2 separate regions of the Homo sapiens genome follow, and region 1 is linked to region 2. Evidence: read pairs that join two places in POLR2A ChIA-PET (ENCODE). Cell type or tissue: B cell. All regions are shown on one strand. Each heading gives the region's core, and the rest is flanking DNA. Links, peaks and the distances in the headings are about the cores only.

Region 1 (2,912 bases), core at 208-2,707, 1.6 Mb before region 2:
GCCTGATCAACACGGTGAAACCCCGTCTCTACAAAAAATACAAAAGTAGCCAGGCGTGGTGGCGCATGCCTGTAATCCCAGCTACTCGGGAGGCTGAGGCAGGAGGATTGCTTGAACCCAGGAGACGGAGGTTGCAGTGAGCCAAGATGGTGCCATTGTACTGCAGCCTGGGCAACAAGAGCAAAGCCCTGTCTCAAAAAAAAAAAAAAAAAAAAAAGAGAGAGAGAGAGAGAGAGGGTCTTGCTCTGTCACCCAGGCTGGAGTGCAGTGATGCAATCATAGTTCACTGAAGCCTCCAACTCCTGGGCTCAAGAGATCCTCCTGCCTCAGCCTTCCAAAGTAATGGGACCATGGCCAGGCAGGTAGCTCATGCCTGTAATCCCAACACTTTGAGAGGCCGAGGTGGGCGGATCACCTGAGGTCAGGAGTTCAAGACCAGCCTGACCAACATGGTGAAACCCCATCTCTACTAAAAATACAAAATTAACCAGGTGTGGTGGTGCATGCCTACAATCCCAGCTACTTGGGAGGCTGAGGCAGGAGAATTGCTTGAATCCAGTAGGTGGAGGTTGCAGTGAGCCAAGATGGTGCCATTGTACTCCAGCCTGGGCAACAAGAGCGAAACTCCATCTCAAAAAAAAAAAAAAAAGAAAAGAAAGAAAGAAAAGAAAAAGTAATGGGACCACAGGAACTCACCACTCTGGCTATTTTTCTAATTTTTATTTTTGTAGAGATGAGATCTCGCCATGTTGCTCAGGTTGGTCGCAAACTCCTGGCCTCAAGTGATCCTCCGACCTCAGCCTCCCAAAGTGCTGTTTTTATAGGCAAGAGCGATGGCGCCCGGCCTCCTAGAGCTTTAGGAGGGAGTATGGCCCTGCCCACACCTTGATTTCAAATTTCAGGCCTCTAGACTGTAGAAAAATACATCTGTGGGGTTTTTTGTTTTGTTTTTAGAGACAGGGTCTCATTCTGTCACCCAGGCTGGAGTGCAGTGGTGCGATATCAGCTCACTGCAGCCTTGACCTCCTGGGCTCAAGTGACCCTCCTACCTCAGCCTCCCAAATAATTGGGACAAAAGGCACCACCACACCTGGCTAATTTTTGTATTTTTTTGTAGAGATCGGAGTCTCGCTATGTTGCCCAGGCTGGTCTCCAACTCCTGGCCTCAAATAATCCTCCTGCTTCAGCCTCCCAAATCATTGGGACCAAAGGCACCACCACGCCTGGCAAATTTTTGTAGATATGGGTGGGGTGGGTCTCGCTATGTTGTCCGGACTGGTCTCTTAACTCCAGGCCTCAAGCGATCCTCCCGCCTCGGACTCCCACAGCGCTGGGATCACAGCCTCCCCCCGCCCCGAGGTAGCGGGTGGTGGGAACGGGATTGGAATCCCGACTGTGGGGCCCCTGCGGCCACCTCCAGGATACAGCGGACCCCGATGAAGCCCTGGCCTGGGTGCTGGGGGAGGCTCCGCGGCGCGGTCCCGCAGGCGGGAGGCGATGCTGCCGACGCTATTGCTGCCATTACTATTACGGAGAGATGGGGCGGGGCGGGAGCACCGGGCCCTTCCCGGAAGCCCTTCCTGAGCTTATTCAGTGCCTGGGGCCGCGGCGATCGATGACAGCTGGGCGCCGGCCGAGCCCCCTCCGGGCCGCGCGGGGGCGCATGCGCGGGGCCGCGGGATCGATCGGCCGCGCTCGGGCCTCCCCGCACCCGCCCGACCCCGCCCCCCCGGCTCGTTGCCCGGCAACCTCTGCCCGGCGCGCTCCCATTGGCTGGCGGCGGCCCGGGCCCCGGCCGCGCGTGGTCACTTGGTCAGCGCGGGCTCGGCGTGGCCGGGGGCCTGGCTCCGGGCGCGGGTCGATGCCGCCTCGCATCTGACCTTTCCCGGCGCGGGGAGGGGGCCCGAGAGGATGGAGAGAGCTGGACCATCTTGGAAGAAAACTTTATTGACCCGTCTCTTATCTTGGGGACGCACGGTTCCAGCGGCGGGGGGCGAGGGTACGGCTGGGTGGGGGCAGGGGCGGCCAGGACCTTCCTCCCGGACATGCACGGACCCCCTGACCGCCGCCCCGGCCATCTCCCTGGGCGGGCTGCTCTCCATTCCCTAGACAGGAAAATTGAGGCTCACGAGGGCCCGGGGATTACCCAAGGCGCAAAGGGTTTATGAGGTGCAAGGGGCCTGGAGCCCAGAGAGTGTGGCTCGAGGGCTTCAGACTCTCTCTGCCACGCCGTGCTGACATCTGCACCCTCCAAGCAAAGCTAAAACATCTTCCCGCGTTGCTGGGTCCCACACCGTCGCAGCCTGGAACCCACCACCCCATAAGGAGGGACCGTTCCTTAAATTGAAATGCGATGTTGAACAGCCACGAAAAAGGACGAAATCGTGTCCTTTACAGCAACATACGTGCAGCTGGAGGCCATTATCCTAAGCGAATGAAAGCAGAAACAGAAAACCAAGTACCCATGTTCTCGCTTATCAGTGGAGGCTAAACATTGGGTACTCATGGACACGAGGATGGGAATAATAGACCCTGAGGACTTCTAAATCGGGGAAGGTGGGGGACAGGGGCTGAGAAACTCCTGGGTACCATGCTTAGCACCTGGATGACGACGGGATCGGTCATATCCCAAACCTCAGCATCACACCATATACCCATGGAACAAACCCGCATATGTACTCCTGAATCTAAAATTAAAAAGATGAAATTTCAAAATAGTAATAGGAAGGGGCCAGGCGCGGTGGCTCACGCCTGTAATCCCAGCACTTTGGGAGGTCAAGGCAGTGGATTCCTTGAGGTCAGGAGTTCCAGACCAGCCTGGCCGACTTGGAGAAACCCCGTCTCTACTAAAAGTACAAAAATTAGCCGGGCATGGTGGTGAATGCCTGTAGTCCCAGCTACTCGGGAGGCTG
Region 2 (2,888 bases), core at 144-2,643:
GGGAGCTTGGGGGGTGCCTACCAGGAGCAGGGGGCCTGCAGCCCCTCAGTGCCGGGAGAGGGGCTAAGAGTCAGAGAGGGCCAGGGCCTGCCCGAGGTGGCACAGTGGGGCTGGCAGAGCTGGGGTTCAGGCCATTTTCCATCTGGCGGCTTGGGCAGGTGGGCGCTCTCTCCCCGTGTGCCCCCCACCCGGGGCCTGGTGGCCTCTGATTCACTCTCTACAAGGCTCCACCACTCTCCCGCTGTATCTCCCTCTGGGTCTCTCTGTGCATCTCTCTCTGTTTCTCCCCCTCCCCTCTCTGCGGCGGAGGTGCCTCTGCGCGCCAGGGCCAAGCGCCCTGTAAATCACCAAAGCTGGGATTCTGGCAGAGTCAGCGTTCTCCTCTCTCTCTCTCTCTCTCTCTGTCTCCCTCCCTTTCTCCCCCCATCTCGCTCTCTCCTCCTCTCTCCCTCTCTCCTTCTCTGTCTCCCTTTCCGTCTTTCCCTCTTCCTTTCTCTCTCTCTCCCCGTCTCCCTTCTCTCCCTCTCTCCTTCTCTCTTCTCTCTCTCTTTCTCCCTCCCTACCTCCCTCTCTGTTCCTCTTCTTTCTCTCTGTCTGTCTCTTTCTTTCTCCCTCCCTTCCTCTCTCTCTGTTCCTCCTCTTCTTTCTCTCTCTCTGTCTCTCTGAGCTGGCCTCCCTCCCTGTCTCACACCAAATGGATGGGAAATGCTGCCTGGGCCTCCTGCCCCGGACACGGCCCGCCCCCCACTCTCCTGCCTGTGTCCACGCCGACCTCACCTGGGTGCCCATCTGCCCTGAGCACACAGCGTGCGGGCACCCAAGTCCTGACCAGTTCACATCCATGAGCACACGCTGGGCGCACACGCGTGCACACTCCCTGACACCCATACGGACGAGGACACAGCTCTGCCTGCCTCGGATCTGCCTTGATGGGGGTCACCAACACACAGACCTAGAGTGCCCCTCACATCTGCCTGAAAATCTTGCTCAGGAGGTGCCAAACCCAATATAGTACCTGGTATAGAGAAGGTGCCAAATAACTGCTATAGAGTGGTGCCAAATAAGTGTTGCTGTGCTTGTGATTGTTGCTAAACTAATTCTCCTCTTTCCTGACTCTGGTGGGTGACCTGCCCCCACCCCCGGACCGTTTCTTGCCCTGAAATGAAGTCAGCAGAAACCCCCACTTCCTCAGGGCTGCTGCAGATTCAGGGAGGCAGCACAATTTTTTTTTTTTTTTTTTTTTGAGGTAGAGTCTCGCTCTGTCGCCCAGGCTGGAGTGCAGCGGTGCGATCTTGGCTCACTGCAGCCTCCGGGGAGGCAGGACATTTCTGAGGTCCACAGTGCAGGGCTTGGTACTCAGTAGGTGCCCAATAAATACCTGTTGCACGAATGAATGAATGAATGAATGAATGAATGAATGTTTTTGGTTGAGAGGCGGGACTTTGGTCTTCCCGAGCCTCCATTTCTCCGCCAACATAAAATAAAAAACATAATGGCACTTTCCTCAGAGACATCGATGTACCTTAGTCCGACACCTGGTATACAGTAGGTGCCAAATAAGTGCTGCTGTGCTTATGGTTGTTGCTAAACTAGTAATTGCATTGAACACCCCAGAGGCATTTTCCAGTTTCCCTCCCTTCCCTCTGTGTGTATTTGCGCAGCGTAAGCCCAGCTTTGGGCTGGGTGACAAGGACAGTGGTGACCTGGAAAGGCCCAGGCTCAGACCCCTCTCTACTGTGGCATTTCTGTTAGTTTTTCTTTTCTTTCTTTTTTCTTTCTCTCTCCTTCCTTCCTTCCTTCCTTCCTTCCTTCCTTCCTTCCTTCCTTCCTTCCTTCCTTCCCTCCCTCCCTCCCTCCTTCCTTCTTTCCTTCTCTTTCTCTCTCTCTCCCTCTCTCTCCCTCTCTCTCTCTCTCTCTCTCTCTCTCTCTCTCTCTCTCTCTCTCGGAGTCTTGCACTGTCGCCCAGGCTGGAGTGCAGTGGCGTGATCTCAGCTCACTGCAACCTCCGCCTCCTGGGTTCACGCGATTCTCCTACCTCAGCCTCCCAAGTAGCTGGAATTACAGGCACGTGCCACCACGCCTGGCTAACTTTTGTATTTTTAGTAGAGACGGGGTTTCACCATGTTGGCCAGGCTGGTCTCAAACTCCTGACCTCAGGTGATCCACCTGCCTCGGCCTCCCAAAGTGCTGGGATTACAGGCATGAGCCACCGTGCCCGGCCTCTGTTAGTCTTTTCTCCCTGCCCAGCCCTGTCCAGGGTCTCCCTGAGTTTGACCAGCCCTGTGTGGGTACCAGCCTTCCTTACACATGGGGGTGCATGGATAAGGGGGGTCCCAGAGGCAGAAGATGGGAGCATTGCTTCAGTGGTCTGGATGCTGGAGATGCTAACAGATCAAAGCTGTGCCCTTGTGGGACCGACAGTCTAGGCCGGGTCGGGGACGGGCAGGAAACGAGGTGACCAGGACTCCTTGAGGATGTGGTGTGCGACCGACCTCGGGGATCAAACAAGGGGAAGGGAACCACGTGGGACTCGGAGAGTGTGCACGGTGCAGACCAGGTGTCACTGGACGCTCTGGCCCGAGACTGTTTGCTCAAGGGGCCCAGGAGTGGGGTGGGGGGGTGCCAGGAGGCCCAGGGACCAGTCCCAGCTCAGTTCCTCCCTGACTGTGTGACTTTGGTGGAAGATTTCATGCCTCAGTCTCCTCCTCGAGGTAGTGGGTGCAATGATAGTCCCCACTTTCATAGTAGACTTTTTTTTTTTTTGAAACAGAGTCTCGCTCTGTCGCCCAGACTAGAGTGCAGTAGCACAATCTGGGCTCACTGCAACCTCCGCCTCCCGGGTTCAAGCGATTTTCCCGCCTCAGCTTCCCAAGTAGATGGGATTGCAG

What was found. Peaks named below come from ENCODE experiments on the same cell type or tissue, not always from the same donor. Only the 100,000 strongest peaks of a DNase experiment are listed, where the experiment ranks them.
Region 1: POLR2A ChIA-PET joins it to region 2 with 11 read pairs; 1 of 35 experiments calls an interaction of 5 or more read pairs at or near these places.

What each region holds. Positions count from the first base shown.
Region 1 is chr19:1,724,067-1,726,978 of GRCh38, forward strand. No RefSeq gene overlaps it. Among named protein-coding and RNA genes, the nearest start is that of ONECUT3, 28 kb to the right of the region's middle. RefSeq lists an enhancer at 1,384-1,883 and a silencer at 1,646-1,745. In B cell, for the core only: no CTCF peak of the experiment used is centred there; a DNase peak (open chromatin) is centred at 1,625; H3K4me3 peaks cover 349 bases; H3K27me3 peaks cover 1,773 bases.
Region 2 is chr19:3,370,100-3,372,987 of GRCh38, forward strand. The region is part of intron 1 of NFIC (nuclear factor I C); the gene reads left to right. Among named protein-coding and RNA genes, the nearest start is that of NFIC, 5.0 kb to the left of the region's middle. RefSeq lists an enhancer at 812-861. In B cell, for the core only: no CTCF peak of the experiment used is centred there; a DNase peak (open chromatin) is centred at 1,161.